Linked DNA regions of Homo sapiens: region 2 is linked to region 1. A link is a contact called in ENCODE Hi-C or POLR2A ChIA-PET data. All regions are on one chromosome and are shown on one strand. Each heading gives the region's core, a stretch centred on a gene start or an enhancer-like site at or near the end of the contact. The rest is flanking DNA. Distances are from core to core; before and after follow the strand shown.

Evidence for each region. Hi-C counts contacts between places; a loop is a spot of excess contacts on that map. ChIA-PET counts read pairs that join two places held with the same protein, here RNA polymerase II (POLR2A). Pooled maps may share reads with other maps.
Region 2: POLR2A ChIA-PET joins it to region 1 with 11 read pairs in PC-3. The contact joins the promoter of EIF4E2 here to the promoter of ALPI in region 1. A Hi-C loop is called at or near these places in 5 of 50 pooled maps. POLR2A ChIA-PET finds 5 or more read pairs at or near these places in 2 of 52 experiments (OCI-LY7 and PC-3).

Annotation. Positions count from the first base shown.
Region 1 is chr2:232,454,162-232,458,684 of GRCh38, forward strand. It overlaps ALPI (alkaline phosphatase, intestinal), which reads left to right and starts at 1,992. Exons shown (of 11, transcript NM_001631.5): 1 at 1,992-2,105; 2 at 2,188-2,304; 3 at 2,419-2,534; 4 at 2,738-2,912; 5 at 2,989-3,161; 6 at 3,404-3,538; 7 at 3,634-3,706; 8 at 3,837-3,971; 9 at 4,056-4,247; 10 at 4,471-4,523. The coding sequence starts at 2,039.
Region 2 is chr2:232,548,755-232,553,277 of GRCh38, forward strand. It overlaps EIF4E2 (eukaryotic translation initiation factor 4E family member 2), which reads left to right and starts at 1,935. Exons shown (of 7, transcript NM_004846.4): 1 at 1,935-1,990. The coding sequence starts at 1,971. It overlaps TIGD1 (tigger transposable element derived 1), which reads right to left and starts at 1,803. Exons shown (of 1, transcript NM_145702.4): 1 at 1-1,803. The coding sequence starts at 1,128. MIR5001 (microRNA 5001) reads right to left here and starts at 1,819; the gene lies at 1,720-1,819. RefSeq lists a silencer at 1,946-2,315.

The DNA.
Region 1 (4,523 bases), core at 742-3,241:
TCTTGTATTATTTCCCTTTTTTTTTTTTTTGAGACAGAGTCTCACTCTGCCACCCAGGCTGGAGTGCAGTGGCATGATCTCAGCTCACTGCAACCTCCACCTCCCAGGTTCAAGTGATTCTTCTGCCTCAGCCTCCCAAGTAGCTGGGACTACAGGTGCATGCCACCACACCCAGCTAATTTTTTGTATTTTTAGTAGAGATGGGGTTTCACTGTGTTAGCCAGGATGGCCTTGATCTCCTGACCTCATGATCCACCCACCTCGGCCTCCCAAAGTGCTGGGATTACAGGCATGAGCCACCGCACCCAGCTTGTATTATTTCTTACAACTACTTGTGAATCTATAGTTCTGTCAAAAATTCCAACTTAAACATGAAACTCAGGGTGGCTATAAAGCCTCCTGACTCACCTTGACTTTGGAATCAATCAATCAATTAATTGAGGAGACCCATTAGTGAGTCTCCTCTGACTTTCAGCCAAGAATGTTCCTAACTCAGCAAGATGAAGCAGGAGGTAGAGGAAACTAAGGGGGCAACAAGCAGGGGGCAAGAAGGACCTATGAGAGCGACATCTTCCCTGAGAGCCCCAGGACGACCACCGGGAAGCCAGGAGGGCGCAGGCAGGAGGACCCGGGAAAGCTCGGCCTGAGGGAGGCCCTAGGCGTGGTGGGGAGTGGGGCAGGGCAGGCAGAGGCTGGGCAGCAGGTGAGGTCCCCTGGGTTCTGAGGGCCAAGCCTGGGGTTTGAGGTAAACAGGCTCGAGTGGAGAAGGGGCTGCTGTGGTTGGGCTGGGGTGGGTGGAGCTGGAGGAGCCTTTTCTTCTTGAACCAGTTTTTGAATTGTGCTACAAAACACGGTACATCAAGTTTACCTCCTTCACCATTTTCAAGTGTACAGGGCGGCAGTGTTGAGTACACGCACAGTGTTGTGCAGCTGATCTCCAGAACATTCTCATCCTGCAACCTTGAAGCTCTGTCCCTATTAAACTCCAACTCTAACCCTAACCCCAACCCTAACCCATTGCCTCCTCCCTCAGCCTCAGGCAACCTCCATTCCACTTCTGTCTCTATGTATTTGACTCCCCTCGGGACCTCAGAGAAGTGTGTTCGTGCGTATTTGTTCTTTTGCACTGGTATATTTCACTGAGCATAATGTCCTAAGGTTCATCCATGTTGTAGCAGGTGTCAGGGTCGCCTTTGTTTTCAAGGCTGCGTGATACTCCATTGTATGTGTGCACCCTGTTTGGTTTCTCCATTTCTCTTTTGCTGGACACTTGGGTAGCTTCCAGCTCTTGGCTGCTGTGGATAATGCTGCTGGGAACATGGGTGTGCAGTTATCTGTTCGAGTCCCTAGTTCGCATTCCTTTGGCTACACACTCAGAGTGGGATGTCTGGACTGAAGCAATACTTTTGAACTCAGCCTGAGGTTACCAAACTCTCTGAACTCCTTATCAGAGGCTACACTTCTGGGTGTTCCCCGGGGCCCATGGAAAACAGACTCACCCCAGGCTCCATCTACCTGTGCAAGGGAACAGGGGTCAACCTCAAGTGCACAGGCTGCTCTGGAAGACCCAGCCCAGGTCTGGCTGACCCAGAGCACTGGCCCCTTCCCAGCCTGCGTCCTCAGGACATAGGTGTGGGCACCCATATACACCAAGTGGGTTCTAGGGCAGCCAGGCCACCCAGTGTGCCTCCTTTCACACTCCTCTGGGGCTCGTGACATTACGAGCCCTAACCCGGGCCCTGGCCTAGGCTGTGTGTTTCCAGTCTCACCTCTCTTCACACCTTGAATGAGGTGAATGAAGGAGTGGCAACGCGTCTCCCACAAGACACTGTGAGCCACACCCAGTCCCTTCCCTTCAGCAAGCTTGGCTTCAGGTCACAGGACTGGGCGGGGTCAAGATGGACACCAGGGGTGTGGGGAGGGACGTGGAGCATTTACAGCCAGGGGCAAAGTCCTCCCCTGATTTAAACCCAGGCAGCCTGCGCTGCAGCCGGTTCCTGGTGTCCCCACTTCGCCTCCCTCCTGCTGCCCCCAAGACATGCAGGGGCCCTGGGTGCTGCTGCTGCTGGGCCTGAGGCTACAGCTCTCCCTGGGCGTCATCCCAGGTAATGAGGCTCCCCAAGCTGTTCCACACACAGGGCACCCCCTCAGCCAGGCTGACCTGATCTCTACTCTCCCCCTGGCCAGCTGAGGAGGAGAACCCGGCCTTCTGGAACCGCCAGGCAGCTGAGGCCCTGGATGCTGCCAAGAAGCTGCAGCCCATCCAGAAGGTCGCCAAGAACCTCATCCTCTTCCTGGGCGATGGTGAGTGAGCAAGGCCTGTCCAGCCCCGTAGTCCTCACAGCCCCGGCACCCGGGACCTTCAGTGGTTCCAGGACAACCCTGGGGCCCAGGACTCACACATTTCTGCTCCTTCAGGGTTGGGGGTGCCCACGGTGACAGCCACCAGGATCCTAAAGGGGCAGAAGAATGGCAAACTGGGGCCTGAGACGCCCCTGGCCATGGACCGCTTCCCATACCTGGCTCTGTCCAAGGTAAGGGCTGGGCCACCTCAGAGTCCTCCAAGCAGAGGAGAGGGATCAAGGATATGGAGTGTGGCAGGAGGGAGGGAGCCAGGACAGCTGGGGCCTAAGTTAGGAGCTGGGAGCAGTTAGGATCCCAGAGGACCAGAACCAGGTCCTTGGTTGGGGTCTGGGTGTCCGCCCCGAAGTAGAGCTCAGGGTGTCTCCGTTCGCAGACATACAATGTGGACAGACAGGTGCCAGACAGCGCAGCCACAGCCACGGCCTACCTGTGCGGGGTCAAGGCCAACTTCCAGACCATCGGCTTGAGTGCAGCCGCCCGCTTTAACCAGTGCAACACGACACGCGGCAATGAGGTCATCTCCGTGATGAACCGGGCCAAGCAAGCAGGTGAGCTGGGGCCCGCTGTGGGGTCAGGACCAGGCCCAAGATCTCGGTCACCGATCCTGACCTCTGTCACCCTCAGGAAAGTCAGTAGGAGTGGTGACCACCACACGGGTGCAGCACGCCTCGCCAGCCGGCACCTACGCACACACAGTGAACCGCAACTGGTACTCAGATGCTGACATGCCTGCCTCAGCCCGCCAGGAGGGGTGCCAGGACATCGCCACTCAGCTCATCTCCAACATGGACATTGACGTGCGACCCCCGGGCCAAGGGCTGGGGCTGGGCAGAGGGGAAGGTGGCACAGGCTCAGATCCAGGCAACCAAAAGCCTGATCTGGGTCAGCAGGTTCTGGAGGTGGAGTTGGGGATGTAGAATGTGCAATACAGGCTGGGCCATTCCCACAGCCCTGGGGAGGGGAGCCAGGGGCTATGCATGAGGAGGGGGCACGGGGCCAGCCAGGCCCCCAAACCACCTGCCCCATCCATTGTCCTCAGGTGATCCTTGGCGGAGGCCGCAAGTACATGTTTCCCATGGGGACCCCAGACCCTGAGTACCCAGCTGATGCCAGCCAGAATGGAATCAGGCTGGACGGGAAGAACCTGGTGCAGGAATGGCTGGCAAAGCACCAGGTGATGGGGGCTGGTGGGTGTGGGAGGCACGGCAGGGGGAGGCCAAGTGTGTGGGTCTCAGGGCTGTGGGCTGAAGCCTGGCTCTGTCCCTGCAGGGTGCCTGGTATGTGTGGAACCGCACTGAGCTCATGCAGGCGTCCCTGGACCAGTCTGTGACCCATCTCATGGGTAATGACCCCCTTCCTGCCCTGGCATTCCTCAGACAACCTCAGAGGGTGCCATCCGAGCCTGTGTGCCCATTTGCCAGCACCCTCCCGCTCACAGCCTGCCAATCACCACCAAGCTCCTTGTCCCACAGGCCTCTTTGAGCCCGGAGACACGAAATATGAGATCCACCGAGACCCCACACTGGACCCCTCCCTGATGGAGATGACAGAGGCTGCCCTGCGCCTGCTGAGCAGGAACCCCCGCGGCTTCTACCTCTTTGTGGAGGGTGCGTGGTGGCCCCTGGGGAGTGGAGGAAGGCGGGGCGCGGCAGGGCAGGTTCAAGCATCACCCCCCTCTGGCCTTCCTGCAGGCGGCCGCATCGACCATGGTCATCATGAGGGTGTGGCTTACCAGGCACTCACTGAGGCGGTCATGTTCGACGACGCCATTGAGAGGGCGGGCCAGCTCACCAGCGAGGAGGACACGCTGACCCTCGTCACCGCTGACCACTCCCATGTCTTCTCCTTTGGTGGCTACACCTTGCGAGGGAGCTCCATCTTCGGTAGGCCTGGGGAGAGTGGCAGGTGCTGCTGCATCAATTATGAGGGTGAAGTTTGAGCTTCAGTTTCCTCCTCTGTCAAAAGTGTGCAATGCTGGCACCAGCCCTATAGGGATCTTGTGAGGACCGAGCCCCCGAACAGGCAAAAAGTGGCGGTGCCTGGCACATAGGAGGCACTCCCACAGCTGTGGTCAGCTCAACTACAGGGACCCGCATCTCCCTACAGGGTTGGCCCCCAGCAAGGCTCAGGACAGCAAAGCCTACACGTCCATCCTGTAC
Region 2 (4,523 bases), core at 685-3,184, 95 kb after region 1:
TTTCCAGAAGGTTTTCAATTTGCTTTGCCCAGATCCATCAGAGACATCACTATCCATGGCAGCTAGAGCCTTATGAAATGTATTTCTCAAATAATAAGACTTGAAGGTCGAAATTACCCCTTGATCCATGGGCTGCAGAATGGATGTTGTGTTAGCAGGCATGAAAATAACATTAATCTCCTCGTATATCTCCATCAGAGCTCTTGGATGACTAGGGGCATTGTCAATGAGCAGTAATATTTTGAAAGGAATCTTCTTTTCTGAGCAGTAGGTCTCAACAGTGGGTTTAAAATATTCAGTAAACCACGCTGTAAACAGATGTGCTGTCATCCGGGCTTTGCTGTTCCATTTATATAGCACGGGTAGAGTAGATTTAGTATAATTCTTAAGGGCCCTAGGATTTTCAGAATGGTAAATAAGCATTGGCTTCAACTTAAAGTCACCAGCTGCATTAGCCCCTAACAAGAGAGTCAGCCTGTCCTTTGAAGCTTTGAAGCCAGGCACTGACTTCTCCTCTCTAGCTATGAAAGTTCTAGATGGCATCTTCTTCCAATAGAAGGCTGTTTCATCTACATTGAAAATCTGTTGTTTAGTGTAGCCACCTTCGTCAATGATCTTAGCTAAAGCTTCTGGATAACTTGCTGCAGCTTCTACATCAGCACTTGCTGCTTCACCTTGTGCTTTTATGTTATGGAAATGGCTTCTTTCCTTAAACCTCATGAACCAACCTCTGCTAGCTTCAAACTTTTCTTCTGCAGCTTCCACACCTCTCTCAGCTTTCATAGAGTTGAAGAGAGTTAGGGCTTTGTTCTGGATTAGGCTTTGGCTTAAGGGAATGTTGCGGCTGGTCTGATCTTCTATCCAGACCACTAAAACCTTCTCCATATCAGCAATAAGGCTGTTTCGCTTTCTTATCATTCGTGTGTTCATTGGAGTAGCACTTTTAACTTCCTTCAAGAACTTTTCCTTTGCATTTACAACTTGGCTAACTGTTTGCCGCAGGAGGCCTAGCCTTCGGCCTATCTCGGCTTTTGACATACCTTCCTCACTCAGTTTAATCATTTCTAGTTTTTGATTTAAAGTGAGAGATGTGCGACTCTTCCTTTCACTTGAGCACTTAGAGGCCATTGCAGAGTCATTAATTCGCCTAATCTCAATATTGTTGTGTCTCAGGGAATAGGGAGGCCCAAGAAGAGGGAGAGAGATGGGGAACGGTCTGTGGGTGGAGCGGTCAGAACACACACAACATTAAGTTCCACGTCTTATAAAAGACGCTGTATGTGGCACCCCAAAACAATGACAATAGCAACATCAAAGATCACTGATCATAGATCACCATAACAGACACAGAAATCATGAAAAAGTTTTAAATATTTTGAGAATTACCAAAATGTAACACAGAGACACCAAGTGAGCACATGCTGTTGGAAAAATGGCGCTGATACAATTGCTGGACTCAGGGCTGCCACAAACCCTCCATTTGTTTTCAGAATGCCCTATCTGCGAAGCGTAATAAAACGAGGTATGCCATAGTACAGTGGCGCCGCGACCGACAAAGGAAAGCCTCCGGGAGGTCAAAAGAGATACCAGAGAGTGCGTCCCGCACTGGAGGAAGAGGAAGGTTTTTACCAAGCAGCGAGTCCAGAGCCCGCGCCGTCAACGACGCGGTGCTGCCTTTTTTCCGAGCCGCTGCGGGAGGGGGCCAGGACACGCTCCCTTAGGAGAGCGGGCGGGTCACAAGGACCTGGACAGAGGCAGAACTGAGGCCAGCAGCCAGCTCCGCCGCTGAGTCCAGCCCTCTGCGCAGCCGCCCTGAGCTGGCGTCCCGAGATAGCCGCTTCCAAACCGGGCCTGCGCGCCGACGTTCCGCTGCGCCCCGCGCAAAACCGGAAGTACCCGGGCCCAAGGCTGAGGGACCCGGTGGAGCGGAAGTCACTCCCTGAGGCAGTGGCGACAGCGGCGGCGAGAGGATGAACAACAAGTTCGACGCGTGAGTGGCTCGTGGCCGCCCCCGGGGCCCCTTCCCCGAACAGTTCCCCCGCGCCCGCCCCCGCTGGGGCTGGGGCGGCGCAAACCCTGCGGCACCGGCTTCCCTGCTGGGATCCGGCTGCGGCCGGACCTGGCCTGGACTGGCGGGGAGGAGGGGGCTGGGGAGCAATGGATACCGGAGTCCCGGAGACCCCAGGGCCGTCCGAACCGAGGGCGAAGAGCTGGGCCCGGGGGAGGGGTGGCTGTGCCGCCCGGTAGGGGGAGATTTTCGGACGCCCCGCCCTGGTGGATGCGGATTGCCTGCGACGTGGAGGGGTGGGGACCTCGGCGGTTTGGGTGTTTCCGCAGTCTGGCAGCGCTGCCTCTGAATCCAGCTTTCCCCACACACTCCCTCTCCCCTCTGAGCCTCAGTTTTCTCATCTGCAGAGTGGGGACGGTAACACCCTTTGTCGTAGAGTTTGGAGGATGCAATGAGGTAATGTGGTTGCTGCCCTCGACGCGGTGGAAGGCTGGCTTAGGAATTATCTTCCTGAGACTCTTCCTACTTTCTTTCTCCTCCCCTTCCCGTTCCCGTCTTCCAACACACTCGCCAAGACCTAAGTATACTTGTTGCCCTCTCCTGCCCGCTCCGGTTTCTAGTTTCAGCATCAAACAGTTTGGAGGTACAGAGAGAAAATGCAGAAGTATCTTTACTTATCCCCCTCCAAGGATTGTATCTTGAGGTAGAATATGTTCCTTCCTCTCTTCTAGTAGTCTAGTAAATCGACTGTCTCTTCATCCGAAAACCTGGATTTCTAGTCCCAGATTCACCACTTACCATCTGTTTGACTGTAGAAAAGTTACCCAGCCTCTAAGCCATTGTTGCTCAAACCACATTAGTGGCTAGGACCCTGCTGCCACGCCGGGGTGTGATAAGGGTCAGATCACACTCAGCGATGCTTAAAGATGCTTGTGAACATTGCTAACTATTGCGATATAAACGTAAAGTGGAATTACTATTAGTTTAGGTTGTGACCTGGTGCTTTTGATGGGAAATTGGGGTGTTTCCAATACAGAGAGTACTGTGCAAATTCAGGGAATACTGGATTTCCAACACTCCAGGCAGGTAGGTCCTCAGGAATGTTTTCTGGTTGCTGAGAGGTCTCTGCTACTTGAGAAAGTCTTTGCCCGACCTCTTCTCTATCCTGCTGTTTAACTGAGCCTGTCCCTCTACGAACCTCTCCCCCGCTGCCGCCCCATTTCATCTCTATTGTAAACCCTGCAACAACTAGCTCCAGATCCAAATCCTGCCTCAGTGGAGCTTTCTGGAACCCTTATACCCCTTCCTCCACTGATTTGAACAAATCAAATGTCATCCTAAGAAGACATCTTATGGGTCATCTAGCTCAAGCCTACCCAAATCATTTGGGAGTCTGCAGTAAGAATGGTAATAATGGACTTCCACAGGGATCTTGCTAGGTATTTTTCATATATATATATATTTTTTGAGACAGGGTCTCGCTGTGTCACCCTGGCTGGAGTGCAGTGGTGTCATCACAGCTCACTGCCCACTCAACCTCCCGGGCACCAGCAATCCTCCCATCTCAGCCTCCAGAGTAGCCGGACTACAGGCATGTGCCACCCTACCTTGCTAATTTTTTTGTATTTTTTGTAGAGACGGGGTTTCGCCATGTTGCCCAGGCCGATCTCGAACTCGGGCTCAAGAGATCCACCCACCTTGCCTCCTAAAGTGCTGGGATTACAGGCATGAGCCACCACCCCCAGCCTCATATGTTATTTCTACTCTAACAATTCTGTGAAGGGGATCTTGTTGTCTCCTTTTACAGATGAGGAAAGTGAGACTCTGAGGTTAACTAATTCCCGACACAAAGGAAGGGCTATCCCAGGTTTGTTGTGTAACCTTGGTTCAAGCACCTCTTGAGAAAAATTAAACTTGCCCTCTTTTTTTTTCTTACCTCTTCTACGATTGAAGAACCTGGGTCATTTTAATTACTTTGAATTATTAACTATTGTATTGAGCCAGAATCTTTTAACATCTGCCCTCTAGCATTGCAGGAAAAAAAAAGAAAAACAAGCTTTCTTTCATTTGAAATTAGCAGTTGAAAACAGCACTCCTGCCCCTAGTTTTATTTTTTTATGTTGTTTTTCATTCAGAAATTCTGCGGTGTTTAGGCCATTGCTGCATATTTGGAGTCTTTACCACATTGCTCTCTCTAGTAATCTGCACTTTTTACCACATTGCTCTTAAGGACATGTTCCAGTTTGCCAGAATCCTTCCAGATGTCCAGTGGCTGGAGCTGAGTACAGTAGTATATAATCTAATGGGCTCATATTAAAGATTAGCTCTAATCTCCGTTACTGTATGGACTCAACTTCTCTGAATGAAACCTTTGATTGTAATTGCTTTTGTGGAGAAGGGGTAGACCTATCAAGTCCTTAGATCTCATTGCCATTGATCCTATTGATAACGTAAAACCGTAAGATGCTTTCACAAAAACTGCAGTCCTGACTTAAACATAGTTTTCAGATCTACA